Regions from separate parts of the Homo sapiens genome. Here region 1 is linked to region 2. The links are chromatin loops, found by intact Hi-C in ENCODE. Cell type or tissue: ascending aorta. All regions are shown on one strand.

Evidence for each region. Hi-C counts contacts between places; a loop is a spot of excess contacts. Peaks named below come from ENCODE experiments on the same cell type or tissue, not always from the same donor. Only the 100,000 strongest peaks of a DNase experiment are listed, where the experiment ranks them.
Region 1: it touches region 2 in a loop (2.0-fold over the local background); 4 of 110 quality-filtered maps call a loop at or near these places.

Annotation. Positions count from the first base shown.
Region 1 is chr3:188,589,955-188,597,954 of GRCh38, reverse strand. The region is part of intron 6 of LPP (LIM domain containing preferred translocation partner in lipoma); the gene reads right to left. Among named protein-coding and RNA genes, the nearest start is that of LPP-AS1, 25 kb to the right of the region's middle. In ascending aorta, no CTCF peak of the experiment used is centred here; a DNase peak (open chromatin) is centred at 3,575; H3K27ac peaks cover 4,755 bases.
Region 2 is chr3:188,679,522-188,687,521 of GRCh38, reverse strand. All of the region lies in intron 7 of LPP (LIM domain containing preferred translocation partner in lipoma), which reads right to left. Among named protein-coding and RNA genes, the nearest start is that of MIR28, 5.3 kb to the left of the region's middle. In ascending aorta, no CTCF peak of the experiment used is centred here; a DNase peak (open chromatin) is centred at 4,271; H3K27ac peaks cover 7,352 bases.

The DNA of each region.
Region 1 (8,000 bases), 90 kb after region 2:
CCTTACGTCTTGTTTTGCAATTACTTATTTAGTGTTCCTTTCCTCTCTAAACTCCATGTGGGTAGAAATTTGGGCTTTCCATCCTTAGGGTCTAGCAAAGAGATTTTTCCATATGTTTTTATTCAATAAATTAGTTTTTTCAATAACATATTATTGAAATCAGTTTTTTCAATAATGTATTATTGGCAAATTCCATACAAGAGAGAAGTGTTTAATCAAATGAAACAATAAGGGAAATAGTTCGGTAACAGAATTGCCCACACTTCCCATCCCCCATCAGTTTTGTGCACCATTCATCTAAGAAGATTTAAGTATGATAGAGGGTTCTGTAGTTCAATCTAATTTTAAAAGTTCTGAGTTAGTTTATAAACATTGGGTTTCTTAGCTGTAGGTAGCAGGACATTTGGAGAGTGTGGTTCACTAGTTTTTGGTTATAATCAACTACTGTAATAGAACCAACCATTCCTATCTTTTACTGCTACTCGGAAGCCATAAAAAGACAAAAGATAATAAAATAGGTGGGATCCCATCTCTCAGGAAACTCTCAAGTCATTCAGGGGTTTCTTATCACTGAAATTTGTGTATCAGTGGCAGAAATTAAAATGTGACCACCTTGAGACAAGTGTCGAAAAAGAGCTATTTGGGGAATAATTTTTAACAGAGGATTCTTTGAGAAGAAATAACTAATTTATCTGTGCATAACTGAAACATACAGTATTCCTCACATAACTGTAGGGCGTAAGAAATGTGAATATCACACATCTCTACATTTTCCTCAAGGAAACAAGGCTCAGGAAAGATTTGCCCAAAGTGAGAAGGTCTTCAGAGGGTCAGGATTAGAACTCTGTTTTCCAGAGTCTGAAACCAGCGTTCCTAACCTCACACCAGAATGCTCAGACTTAATAATAAGCCTACAAAAAAGTAACAAACCCAGTTTTGTTCTTTAACAAAGTGGATCTCAGTGTATACACACCAGGCAGCAGGGCATGGAAATCACAAAGTAGGCTCAATAGGGACAAATTGGGTTGCTGTATTTTCATACAAGAGTTTCTAACATATTCACGGACTTCAGTAAAAGAAGCCACCAGTGTGAGCAAGTGGCTATATTTGCTTCAGTGGAAACAAACAGACCCTCGTTCACATATTTCTAAAAAAATTTGGGTGACCGAAAGCAAAGCGAAAAAGGAATAGGTGGTGTGTTACAGTTCTCAGAGAATTCCATGAGCAAAATTTTCTAAGACCTATCAAATATTTCAAATAAAATATTTGAAGGACATCATATTTAGAGCACATTAAGCTCCTAACAAAGTCACTAGATGTTTGCTCAGTTTTTTTTTTCCTCTTTGCAGAAAACACTCTCATTTTATAATGATCACTGTATTACGATGATTTGAATGTGTATCAGTTACACTGTAGATTGTATAGGAGAAAAAAATTCTTCTTCTAACGTATTTGTTCTTCAAAATGGAGTTGTCTGTCCACTGATTGTAGATGGATAAAAGGAATGGATCCCAGAAAGGTATAATTTCCAAGGAGAGAGCACTTTTGCCACAGAGTAGGAGGAAGGGTAGAAAATGTTTTCATGAAGAGTGACTATTAGGAACAAATAAGAGCTCTATTCACCAAACCTGTACACATCCCTTTATCCCTGTAAAACAAGCTATGAAAGCACATAATGACTAACTGCAGCAAAATTACTCACATTCTAACTTTGCATAATCACTAAAATGGCTCTGGTTTTTTAACCCTCCCCCTTCAACAATTCTGCACTCTTAAAAAAATTTTTTTCAACCACAGCACAAATGGTTACAGCAAACGGGTGTACCAGGCACATCTGCTGCTTCAAAAAGAATTCACTCCCCTGTGCCAAATCCATGTCTATCGGAAGAAATAAAAATAAATTGCGAGCAGGTTCAGCAAATGCCCAGATAAATCCTGTAGTGACCACATGGGTTAGATTCATTTCTGGTAGTCGGTTTGTCCTGAAAAGGGTGAGGCAAAGGAGGGGTGATTTGGAAGCAAGGGACTCTCTCTCTCACGCCTGTCTTTGTCACTCAAGAACTGAATACACAGTTAAGGTAGCTCCCTTCTCGATTTTCTGCACAACTATTTAAAAAATAGGATTGCGTTTATATAATCCCATAGGTGAAGGGCAGTGGGCAACATGTCTTGCAATATATGGACAGTGTCCTTTAAAAACAACAATAATAATGAGAACAACAACAGTCTTAGTTTGAATGGTCCCACAAATAATCTTTCCTATTTTTTCTATTTATATTTCTAACAGCTTTGCTGAAAGCGCCTACTTGATATTTTAGATCATTCAGTGCAGTAGATAACCTAGAATTTGGGGTACTAAAAAATTATGTTTTCTCTTTTCTACACACTATTAGCTGGAAATCTAAGGATGGCTTTTGAAAGAGAGCACCATTATTTTGACCATGGTACAAGGTGACCAAGCTCCATGGCAGAGCAAGGGGAGGGTGGCTAGCCCAAGATCAAGGTGTCAGCACAACTGCTGAAATCCTCATCAGCTGGGGGATACGAATGACTGATGGGGGTTCATTCATTTGGGTCTTATTCCTCCAGTGAAACTTCCTTTTAAAGGTAAAATGAGGAATTAGTTTATTATTCTTCTTTCCTTTTTAAAAGAGCAAACATCAACAAATTCAAAGATAAATATTCTTTGGGACACAATTTTAAATTAGGACAACAAGTACTGAAATTCCTGGGTTCAAACAAATTCACTTATATTGTTTCTTGGGTTTCAATTTCCTCTTTATAAAATTAGGGGATTTGATTGAAAGAATTCAAAGAATTTGGGTAGCTTAAGGTACCTAAGGGACGTTTTTGGGCTCAGATAAATTCTGATACCTAAGGTTCTTTGGAACAGCATATAAACAGAAAAACCTTCTCATTCAAACATTATTTTCATAATTTATCTTTATAAATATCAGGAACTGTAGAGGTAATAGGATACTTAATCCTGTTATGCTATAATGTTTCAGAAAAATAACAGGATATAAATTCATACATATATCATGATAAAAGTCCTATATGTGAATAAGAAAAACAAAACAAAAATTATGAGTGGTAATTATGAGTGGTGTCAATACAGATATTTTGCTCTTTTTTCTCCTTTCATTTTCTTTTATAAAATGAGCATGTATATTTATATTTACAACAAAGTAACTTTATTTACAGAAAAAAATAATCATATCTCCAAATATGTTTTCCTTTCAGAGAACACATTGGATTTTTCCCAAACCACCCAAAACCAAAGAAATATGATGTTTAGTTGGCTCAAAATTTAGACTTCAGATTTCTTTTTGAAAAATGCAATCATTCAGATAGTCATTGAGCATTTACTGATCACTTTCTAATTACCAGGAATGTTGCCAGCTACTGGGTAAAAAGTTACCATTTTTGGCCTCAGTGAATTCAAGTATAGACAGAGAAACAGGCAGAAAACCAGTAGAATTTTTTCAGAATTCCAGAAGTCTTACAAATCCTACTTGGAACACAGCGCTCCACTGCAACCCATTCATTTTTTAAACAGAGAGCTGAGTTCTAGCCAGCTAAAGAACACTGGCTTAAGAGCAGGGAACCAGGGTCCTTTTCATTCCACTCTGAACTGCTGAATTGCTTTAGGCACATTCTTGTCTGTGTGACTCAGTTCCTTCCCCTTCAAGATTCTGGGTAAAAATAATTCTTTATACTTTACATGGGCAGCTGAATTCAAACGTCTTCTCCTAGTCTGTTCTCCCTCTTGATATTCCATGTGTAAGTGCTATGGCCTAGGTAATTCTTACACATTCTTAAGTTTGAGTACCATTGTTCTAAGCTATATAACTCAGGAAGGGGGCCATGTTCTAATATTCCTATCTTCAGCCTTTCATAACACTTAGAACATGGGAGCACTAAGTCTATGCCATAGAAGAGTATCAAAACATCATAGAGCTCTACTTACCATTTGATCCAGCAATCCCACTACTGGGTATCTACCCAGAGGAAAAGAAGTCATTATTCGAAAATGATACTTGCACACGTGTGTTTATAGCAGCACAATTCACAGTAGCAAATCGTGGAACCAACCCAAATGCCCATCAATCAATGAGTGGATAAAGAAACTACGGTGTATACATATACAGTGGAATACTGCTCAGCCATAAAAATGAATGAATTAACAGCATTTGCAATGACCTGGATGAGATTAGAGACTATTATTCTAAGTGAAGTAACTCAGGAATGGGAAACCGAACATCGTATGTTCTCACTGATATGTGGGAGCTAAGCTATGAGGACGCAAAGGCATAAGAATGATACAATGGAGTTTGGGGACTTGAGGGAAAGAGTGGGAGGGGAGCATGGGAAAAAAGACAACAAATATGGTGCAGTGTATACTGCTCAGGTGATGGGTGCACCAGGATCTCACAAATGTCCGTTAAAGAACTTACTAATGTAACCAAATACCACCTATACCCCAATAACTTAGGGAAAAATAAAATTAAAAAAGAAAAAAATTATCAAAGAGCAATGAATGAATGAATATATTAAAGTATGAAATTATTCCTCATTTTCCTCTCTTTACTTAATTTTCTCTATTTAATCTGTGTGTGTGTGAGAGGGAGAGAGAAGAGAGAGAGAGAGCAAGAGTGAACACCTCTATGGGATCTACAACAATTGGAATTATAGAAATAAAGGAACATGATAAGCAGATCAGCTACATCATTATTAGGCAGGAAAAGGAGAGAAAATCACAAGGGAAGAAACACACACACACACACACACACACACACACCAGGCATCAGAGGTGTAATCTATACAGTTATTCATTCTATTCCTAGATTTCTTCATCCAATAACCTAGAAGCAAATAAATAAATGAATCAGAAAAACATACACTTTTCCATGGATACAATTCATGGAATGGTAGGATACAGAATTATTCAAGAAGAATTTTTATTATTGTAAGAGGAGAGTTCAACTTTGTATTCACTGTTTTCATGTTTTTAAATAATGTTTAAATAAAATAATATTATTCATTGTTTCTTAGACTTTTGAGAGAGCTAGGCAAGCCCTCGTGTAAGACAGTGTATTCATTAAAACAATGATACGCCGGGTACAGTGGCTGACACCTGTAATACCAGCGCTTTGGGAGGCCAAGGCAGGCAGATCACCTGGTTAGGAGTTCAAGATCAGCCTGGCCAACATAGTGAAACCCTGTCTCTACTAAAAATATAAAAATTAGCCAGGCGTGGTGGTGGGCACCTGTCATCCCAGCTACTCAGGAGGCTGAGGCAGAATTGCTTGAACCCGAGAGGTGGAGGTTGCAGTGAGCTAAGATAGCCCCACTGCACTCCAGCCTGGGAGAAAGAGTGAGACTCCATTTAAAAAACAAAAACAAAACTAAAAACAGTGATACTCATTGTAGAAAATATGAGAAGTAATAACAAGGTTAATAAAGAAATAAAAAACACTCGTTCAAAACTTTAGTGATAACAACTGTTTTGGTAACTTTATTTTCATGGTTTGTATTTCTATGTATACTTGTATCTGTGTGTAAGTGTGTGTGTGACTGTGTGTATGTGTGTGTGTGTGACTGTGTGCGTGTGTGTTTTGTATAGGTGATGGTGCTTAAATGTGAACCCTCTTTATGTGTGGCTTTGTATCTTATTTTTCATTTAACATTATATCAGAGATTATAAATTTTAAAATTCTTCAAAAATGTTGTTTATAGTGTGATAACCAAGCAGTCAATCTGCTTTAACAGATGCATATGCTCCAATGCACTAATTTCCTATTTATCATACATATTTAGTTGCAAAATCAAAACCAGAACAAAAAGCACTAAGATTTTTCCGCTGTCCTGTATTATGCTATTCTATCATCACAAAGTAGTTTGTTTCTGTTAAAAAGATTTGAGGAGGTGCAATAGTATATCAAAATGCCAGGCATGCACTTCTAACAAAATGTCAGCTCCCACCTCCACACTTCTCATGTGTATCAGATAATCTTCTTTCAATCAGTCATACAATATACATGCAATTCAGACCCATGCCAAGTACCTCACAGTTAAACCCTCTGATATTGAATTCAAAAAGCCTTGTTGTCTCAAGACAATTGATATTAGAGATTAAATATCAAAGACCAGTCATTTATTGTTGTTGTGAGTACCATTATTATTTGTATTATCACATTCCTTCTGTCTCTGTATCAGGTAGACTGTGAGGAACTCAATTGTAGAATGACAGGATCAGGGCTGTGTTGAAAAAAATATTAATCTGGCAGCCATATGCTTATGAAGGGCATAAAGGAAGCCAGCCTGGAAGCTACTGCAATAATCCAGGCAAGAAATGATGAGGCCCTAACTAGGAATAGAGAGTTTGAAGGAAAAAGGCTCCCAGAGCATTAACTACAGAACAAATACTGTCAGAAATGTTGTTCCAGCATATCTTTTACTAGCATCTTTTACTTTGTACAATAATATTTCCTAATATGAATATGTATGGAGCAAATGAGATCCACTGGCTGGTTTAATGGAAACATTATGCTCAAAGAGATCTGCATTAAGAAAGGTACTAGACTGGGGCTTCAGAACAAAGGCAGATAAATGCAATAACAGAAAAAGGCTATGTTAACACTGAAGGCCTACATTCTGCTAGTCAAATTAGTTGATGTTCTTCATATTTAATAGTCTGGATCCTTTAAGAGAAAGGGTGATTTATTTCGTTTGGGCAGTGGTCATGCATATGTCTTAAAGAAAATGCTAGACAATTTTGTGGGAAAGCACAACATAAGTGTCCAAGTGACCTAAATAATTTTTCCTCAGACCAAAATTCCAAGAAATAATCTTGCCTCCAATTCTGAAAGTAATCCTCTGGCTGTGGAGGCTCCTATGTGAACCCTCAGAGGGAAGGAGGAAATATAAAAGGACAGAAAATCAACAACAAAAATCCTCAAGCTCCACTGTATTTATTTCACACACTTCTTAGATTTGTCTAAATAGTTTAAGTAAAACTGGGAATTTAGGGTCAGAAAGGACCATCAATTTGCCTTTGTGAAATAAAGCACTAAACTGACTCAGTTTTCCAGTGGTGCTGAACCTCATAATTGAAGGCCTTAGAGATCACAGGCTAGTTAAATATAACTTAATTCCAGAGACCTAGCAACACTGGGTCTGCATTCCTACATGCAGCCTGGGTTAAATCTGGGAGGTTGGTGAGCCCTCCTGCTTGCCACAGTCTTCACCACTCTCTAGTATTCTCCAATCAGAGGTCAGTTGTAAGTTAACCATTTATCTTCTTGCTTGCACTGTGGTCTGTCCTATAATAAAGGGTGAAGTGAAATACTTCTTTTGCAATTATGTCTTTTTATTTTTTTAAACACAGCCTTGCTGTGTTGTCTAGGATGGATTGCAGTGACGCGATCTCAGCTCGCTGCAACCTCTGCTTGCCAGGTTCAAGCGATTCTCCTGCCTCAACCTCCTGAGTACCTGGGATTACAAACATGTGCCACTATGCCCGGCTAATTTTTGTATTTTTTAGTAGAGGCAGGGTTTCACCATGTTGGCCAGGCTGGTCGCAAACTCCTGACCTCAAGTGATCCACCCGCCTCGGCCTCCCAAAGTACTGGGATTACAGGCATGAGCCACAGCGCCTGGCCAAGAATACATCTTTTTTAAAAATGAAAGAGTATTTATTTTAAAAGATCTTGAAGAACATGTAGATTGTTCCTAGATATTCTCTATGTAAACAAAAAGCATCTATATGAGGAGAACACAGCACACAATACCATTATAAAAGAAATCATACATTTTATCTGCTTCAACTTTTTACATTGCTCACCTGGGTCTGCTACACTGCAATTACCACCCTAGAATAAATGAGCTGTCATTCAGCAGTGCAGAACAAGAAAGGTTACTTAAGTATACGAAAGAGTGCTGTGCAGTGCAACGTAAACAAAAATTAGACATGACAACAATGCTGCAACAAACTGAAC
Region 2 (8,000 bases):
GAGGGAGAAGCGAGCAAGAGCAAGGAAAACTGCCTTAAAAATCTCAGATCTCATAAGAACTCCCTCACTATGAAGAGAACAGCATGGGGGAAGGGCCCCCACGATCCAATCACCTCCCTCCCTTGACATGTGGGGATCACAATTCAAGATGAGGTTTGGGTAGGGACAAAGCCAAACCATATCAGCTAGTAAGAAAGTGGGGGACACTCCCAAATTAGCACTTTCATCCTTGATCCCAGCATTAGAACAGACTATGGTATACCAGGGTGGGGGAGAGAGGAAATCTGCCTCCATCTAGATCACAGGCATCACTGGGTTTGCTCATCTGCAAAATAAAGCAGCTGAAACCGAACTAGATGATCTCCATTACCTGGAAATTGGAAATGAGGGAGCATGGAGAAAAGAGATAAGCTATAACCAGATATATTCATTTAAAGACTCATACACAAGCACAGCAAAGCTGTTGATATTGTGTCCTTTCAGACAGCCTGACATTGAAGCCCTCAGTCAGCACAAATATTTCACTTGAGCACACACATACCAGGTGCCTTAGCTTTTCTCTCAAGTTGAAGTCTTAAAGCCCCTGCCTAATATCTGTTTGAAGATTAGAAGTAGCTTTCACATCCTTGATATCAAGGTCTTCACTCCTTGTTTTTTGTGCTGCTTTTAAATAGCACACTGAGATAACAAATGCAGGAGAAGCAAGGCTTCAACTAGATGCACACTTGTTGAGTGCTTGTTTTATGTTGATTCTTCCCATACTCACCATCAGAGCTTTCCCATGGCCTCCCTCGGCTTCCCATCTTCTATCTAAATCATAGATTCTTAGTCTTGGCTGCCCATCAGAATCACTTGGGAAGCTTAAAGCATAACAGTGACTCTACCCACAAGAACAATTAATTCAGTATCTCTAGGGGTGAGGCCTAGGAAGAATATGGTTAGAATATGCCACAGATAATTCTGATGGGCAACGTAAGATAAGAACTGCAAGTTAAACATAGGAAGTCACGCCCTGTGTTAACTTCTCTTTTTCACTCTCTGGAGTATCACTGGGGTATGGTCTATCCACCCAGTATCTATGCCCATTAAATTTCTCCCCAGAAACAGCTAATAGGGTAAGAGTTGCAAGAGAAGCTGTGGGGACTAACTGAAGTGGGTTACCTTAGTTTAAAGGAGTATAGATCTTGCTGTGCCCTCTCTTTATTGCCATTGCCTTTGGTAAAGGCCTGTGGCTACATAAAACAGAATCAGCCACTGGAAGTGCCATGCACTTTGGTAGAATTCATTCTCAATATTTAATAATATTATTAATAATATCAATGGCTACATTTATTGAGTAATATATTTTGTACAGAGCTCTGGGCTGAGTATTTCATATGAATTATTAATATTTAAAAATCTGAAAATGTTCATAGGAAAGGTATTTATCCCATTATACAGAGGAGGAAATCTGGGATTAGAGAGGTGAGCAATGCATGACACCACTCTAGCTTTAAGACTGTCAAACTTCAAAGCCTGCCCTCATACACATTAGGCCAGGGAAGCGCCTTGACTACATCATTACATCATCACATCATCATGATGGAGGAAGAATGAGGATCTCAAAGAGTGGACATTCCCTTATAGGAAGGGGATAAATAATAAATAAGTCATAAATGGGTAATTTTTTTTTTAAGAAAAGTAGTAGAGAAGCTTGTTCAAGGGAGCTAGGGAAGAATGTATACAACTCAGTATTCGTGGTAATGGGACACCACGTTAAGGCAAATGGATTGAATTTGGGAAGTTTCCTTCTTTGATTGAGAGGTGAATAATTCCCAAGGAAATGGTCCAGCTTGCTTAGCTGGGTTTATCCATTTGAGGGTGTTCCCTCAGGACTGCAAGTTTAGCAGTTAGCTTTCTGACCTCACATCAAGGGCTGCTGTGGATGGAAGGCATTCTTGCCATGCGGGTCCCGGACCCGTAATTGCCTAGTGGCCCCATTAAACAAATTAGATAAGGTATACAGACTCTTTGGCATGGGGCTCAAGGTCCCTCAGATTTTGGCACTAAATTTGTTTTCAATCTTATCTTCTACTTACGTGTACACCCTATTCCAGACCAGTTCATTTGCTCTTCTCTCAATTCAACCACAGAGACCATTTTCCACACCGAGGCTGTGGACCACACTATGCTCACGGCTGTGAACACCAACAGCCAGCCATTCTCTGTAGGGTCAAACATTCTCTGTAGGGTCAATTCTGCTAGTCTTCAGATCCTAGTCAGATATCTTGTTCATTAATTCACTGGGCCCCAAACAATGTCCTCCTTCTCTCACTCCCTCAGAGCACAGTGTCGTCATAGAGAGAACATACTTCAGAGCCCACTGTCTTGCACCACTACAATTGATAGTATGACCTTGGGCAGGTTCCTTACTTTCTCTGTGCCTCAGCTTCCTCAATGCAAAATGGAAATAATCACAGTACCCACATTTCAAAGGGTTGTTTTAACAATGACATGGGTTAAGAAAACACATGGAACAGTGCTTGACATATAAGTATTTGGTAAATGAATAAATACCTAACTCTTCTGAGGCACCAATTACTGACTAGCCAGTAGTGTAGTTATATGCTTTTAGCACATATTCAGGGATCTTAAAATATTTGTTTCATTAATTCTGCCAATTGAATACCAACAAAAGAGTCTTTGGCTAAGTTTGAGCACCATCATCATCCTATACCATGCATGAGAGATGACACAGTAACACAGGGAGAGAACTAGTAAAAAGAAAATTTTGTTTTTTTTTTTTTCAGTGTTGTATAATTTTGGTCTCAGATTGACAAGCCTCAGGGAATAAAATATGTATTTACATAAAAATTTCTGGTAATGGCATATTGAAAAGTAATTAAATGAAACAACAGATTCTATTTGCTGACGGCTCCATTTCTAACACTAACAGCGTATGGGACAAAGTTTTGACATAAGACCTGGACAGCCCCTCTCCCAAGTGGTTTTTAGCTATAAGCTATCAGTGAAGGACCTGACTCACCTATGAGTTTTCAAGTACAGAAAGACCTTTGGAACATGGAAGAACTTAATAGGCATTAGGTCACTGGCATAACTCCATGGATAAGGTGAACATAGGTGTTTCATAATGTAAAAAGGTGTACTTTCTTCTTTTTCTCTGCCAGTTTTTTATCCCCAAAAATGTTCAAGAGAGAATTTAGCAACTGAGAACCTGGAGAAAATTTTAGAAATTTTGTAGCTTAATGGTTCTCAGCCTGTTGTACATGGAACTTGATGTGTCCGTGATAAAACTGTCTAATGGAACTTGAGAGGCTGATTTCAAATTTTTAAAAGTCTAAAAATATGCAAACATTTAACCGAGATTAGACTGTTTATTGACTGAATATCAACTCAGTGCAGTAAGAATGGTTATGTCATTTCTGATCAGCCAATGCGTATGTGTCTTGCAGTTTGACTGCAGAATCTTCAGCACAAAGAGTTCGAATATGAAAAATAACACAAAGTTCTCTTGTTCATGTAAAGATATAGCCTGAGATTAAAATGACAACACTCCGGTTTCCCGACTTCAAGTCTAGTGTTTCCTCAACTATACCATAGCTTATTGGAGGGTCTTTGAAGGGATATTTTTGTGCCTACGTGTAAATTGTATGCATAATGTGTTTGAATCCATAGAATAAGGTTTCTTGACCCTCCCACTGTACACTTACAATGGCTTTGTTACAGTAGGCCATAAATCTGTAGACAATTAGAAACATACAAACACAAATGTATATCATGCTCCCCACCCCGCAACACAACTCTGATTTCCTGACGACACATTTTCATAAACTTATTTTTTAACAAATTACAAGGGGTCTTCCTTCATTTGGGGCCCTGTGCCTTTTTGTTAATTTAGGAAATAATCAGGGTATACAGTCAAATAAATACCCAAGTGAACAAGGCAAATGGACACAGCAACTCCTACAGACTATTTCCCTAAGAAACCAGGCAAAAGGCAGGCTTTTGACTAAATATAGAACTAGCAGTCAAAATGTGCAAATAGAAACTTCCAGTTGTGGACTGGTGGGAAACCCCAATAGGCCATCTCAGCAAACCATGTACAGGAGGTGAAATCAGTACTTCCTTAAAAGATAATTCCAGTAAAAGGAGCACATAGGGTTCTCCAATGTGTCTCCTAAGTCATTTATGAGAAAGAAAAGGGGAAAAAATGAGTCCTGCTACCACTGAGACGCCCAGGTCCATGGCCCACAGTCTGACTCACGGTCAGAGAACTAAACTTGAGAATGTGTATAGACATCCCTTTACCTCATTATGCTTGGTCTAAGTGAATTTAAAAATAGGCCTTGGAGAGTTCCTGGACTACTCACAGCCATTGCCACAGAGTCGGTAACATAACATGTGACTTAAGATCACCTTTGTACAGTTTTGCACTGACTCATTCCTACCCAAATGGACTTTAGATGAAAAACTAATGCTAGCTTTCCCTCATGCTTTAATTTAGGATCCTATGCTACTGTATACCTTATTCTTCTTTGTGGTCATCCTGTTTTAAAATATAGGAAAAAAGAGAGGTGCTTGAGAACAGAAAGTGATGGCTGCCCCACCTCTATTTTGCTGCCAAGTATGATATACACATCCCTAGTTTCCTGTGTGCATTAGGGCCTGAAGAGTTGCCCTTCTCTGTCTCATGCATATGTGCCAAATCTGTCTCCAGTGACAGAGAGAAACTGCATGTGGTGCCTGGCTTCCGTTTCAGTAAAAAATATATTTATTTGGATTTCAAGATGATTATTGACATCCTTGGACATTCAGTACAACTTAGTAATTTGCATGGGTGTTTACTCCGCTTGCCAACATGAGCTACAATTAGGGTGAATATCAACTTTTTACAAAAACAGACTGGCCTAGTTCTACTCCTGAAATGCCTGCTCTCCAGCTTCCCTCAAACCCCATTCACTTGCCAAGGTAACCATAACAAATGCTGGTGCCTGTTGCTTGGCCTTAGCCTGACCAAGACACAGCCCTGATAGGCACCTGGGATAGTCAGGGCAGGGACAGCCTACAAAACGAATTCAGACTGGAAAAGTACAAGGTGAGAGCTGCACGGTGTAGATGTGTGTGCACTGACACATATGCTAATAAACGCAAGAGATGGAAAAGAAAGGCTCTTCCTCCTAAAAATCACACAATCTGTGTTACCATTGGATTGAAAAGTCAGTAATTTCTTGCATATGCATCATGAATTTAAAATTGGAAACAATTTTTCTTTGTGTGACATTTCTTGCTTTGCTATTAATATAGCAAATTCCCAGAAGACAAAAAGGAGAGAATAAGGAAATAGAAAAACCTGAATTCAAATCTTGCCATGGCCAAAAACTAGCTATGCAAACCTGAGCAGGTCTCAAGGCCTCAGTTTTGCCATCTGCAAAAAAACGAGGATACAGTATGAATACGGTATTCACTTCACGGGATTATGGTGAAGATCAAATAAGACAATATTGTCATTCATTCTTCTAACAAACATGAATTAGGTTCTTCCTCCTTGAAAGGTGCTGTTCAAGGTGCTGGGGATACAGCAGTGAACACAACAAACTCCCTGTACTCATAGAATTTGGATTTGTCAGTGTTGGGGCTGCTGTATGTGTGAGAGACAAACAATATGCACACACATTAAAAACATACATACTACACATCATGCAAACAATATCAGGATAGTGGTGAAAATAGATGTGAAAGAATTTTGTATATAGAAAAATGGCGTAAAAGTCAAAGTATTATTTAACATTATTACACAAGGGTCCCAGACATAAACTTTCTGCAATTACACGATTTCCTTCCTCCCTCCTTTTCCTTCTCCTTCCTTTTTTCCTCCCATAAGTATTAGTTAAGAGCATACTTTGAGAAGTGCATCATGGTGTAGTTTCTTAAGGGAATCTGATAAATTAGAAGCATATCCTGTCCGCAGGAAGCATACAGATGGCATAGAGTTAAGGCATTACAAATCTTTACCCTAGGTACAATGTGACAAAAGCTGCTTATCTTAGAGAAGGTAGATCAAATGCTATGAACATTTTGGAGGGAAAGGCTCTTCCTGAACCTTCTGGAGGTAACTCAAAGGGGACTGGAGATGTTGAGCCACTGTCCCAGGCAGAGTGAGCAAAGAACTGTGCATCCTAACAAAGACTTCTGGTACTCGGTAGCTCCTAGTGTACAAAAGGGAAATGCGGCCGGGTGCGGTGGCTCACGCCTGTAATCCCAACACTCTGGGAGGCCAAGGTGGGTGGATCACGAGGTCAAGAGATCGAGACCATCCTGGCCAACATGGTGAAACCCCATCCCTACTAAAAATACAAAAGTAGCTGGGCATGGTGGTGTGCACCTGTAGTCCCAGCTACTCGAGAGGCTGAGGCAGGAGAATCACTTGAACCCAGGAGGCGGTGATTGCAGTAAGCAGAGATCATGCCACTGCACTCCAGCCTGGTGACAGGGCGAGACTCTGTCTCACAAAAAAAAAAAAAAAAAAAGGAAATGCACCTGGGAAGATAGAGCTGGGGGTCTGTCAGCTGGAGCTGCATTCTCACTTATGCTCCCAGCTCCGTTTACTCTGTACCAGAAAGTCTTCATGAATGCAAGGATACTCAGTGCTCCAGCGCTGAGTATGAAAGATAAAACTTGCGTTTCATAATGAGACTTTCCCAGATTTCAAAGTTTGAGGTGACATTTACAGAAGCTCCTTTTTGCTAACAACAGCACAATGATCCTTTCAAAGATAATTTCTAAGTAAATGATAAGTAAAGTCATCTTCCTCTGTTGGGTGTGCAGCTCCAGTTACTTACTTCCTAAAGATAGGCTTTTAAGAAAGCTGAGACCTTTCCTGTAAACTTAATAAAATTATTATTTTCTCTTTTTGCTGTCTGAATGCATCACTGTTATTTTCTGCTACTGATTTGAGGGTAAGGTGGGGTAGTAAAAAAATGTTCTCCCACTATTGCAGGCATCTGAAATATGAAGTTAGAGAAGTAAGTTATGCTTTTTGGCTTTATTTCAAATACCCTTCTTATTATGAAGAGTGTGAACTGGAAATAAAGATGTCTTCTTTCATATGAAAGATTGTGAGCATTCTTGCTTGATAGTCCAAATAAATGGATGAAAGCTGCCAACAGTATGTGGCTTCAAATCAGCTTGTTCTTAAAGTCACAGAGAACTGAGACAATCTGAAGCGATCCAATTTAGAAACACTCCTCTAATTGTTACAATTTCAGAACAAAATCCCAGCAGAGGGTAAGTAAGAGCATATGAAGTCATAGTCCATATTTCCAGTTTTCATGAAGGTTGGAAAGGAAAGAAAAAGATGAAGAAAGAGAACGGAGAAGAAAAGAAGGGGGAGTAGCAGCTCTGGGTTTATAAAATAGCAATTTTTCAAAATAAAACAACATTTTTTCCTCTGATGAGTGCTCCTTTGGGCCACTAGTGAATGTTTGTTGACTCCTATTCACCAATGATTCTAATGACAATTTTGCTGTTTCTTCCTCATACCAGAGGAGATTAAAACCAATGAACTTTAGAAGGTAGTGGGAAAGACTGTGAAAGGCAGCACAGTGACAGCAGAGATGGCCGCTGACAGCCTGGGGGGATAGGAGGAAAAAATTACTGAGTTTCAGCAGAGCATAACAATAGATGGTCATGGTGATGACCCTGAGTCATCAAAAGGTTTCAAATGCTTAGAATAGCCCCATAAGAAAAAAGAAAAATATGCCATGCATTTTAATAAGGTTTTTATCCAAAATCTTAAAAATTGTTTATTATTAATTTTGTCTCTGATGGAGGAAAAGTCAGATGTAAAGTACAAAGTGACTAACCAGAGCATCCATGTAATGTATTCCTGAGCACAGGCAAATTTACCAGTTCCTCATAGTGGTCAAATATTTTCAACAGCAACTAAACATGCGCGCGCGCACACACACACACACACACACACACACACACACACACACACA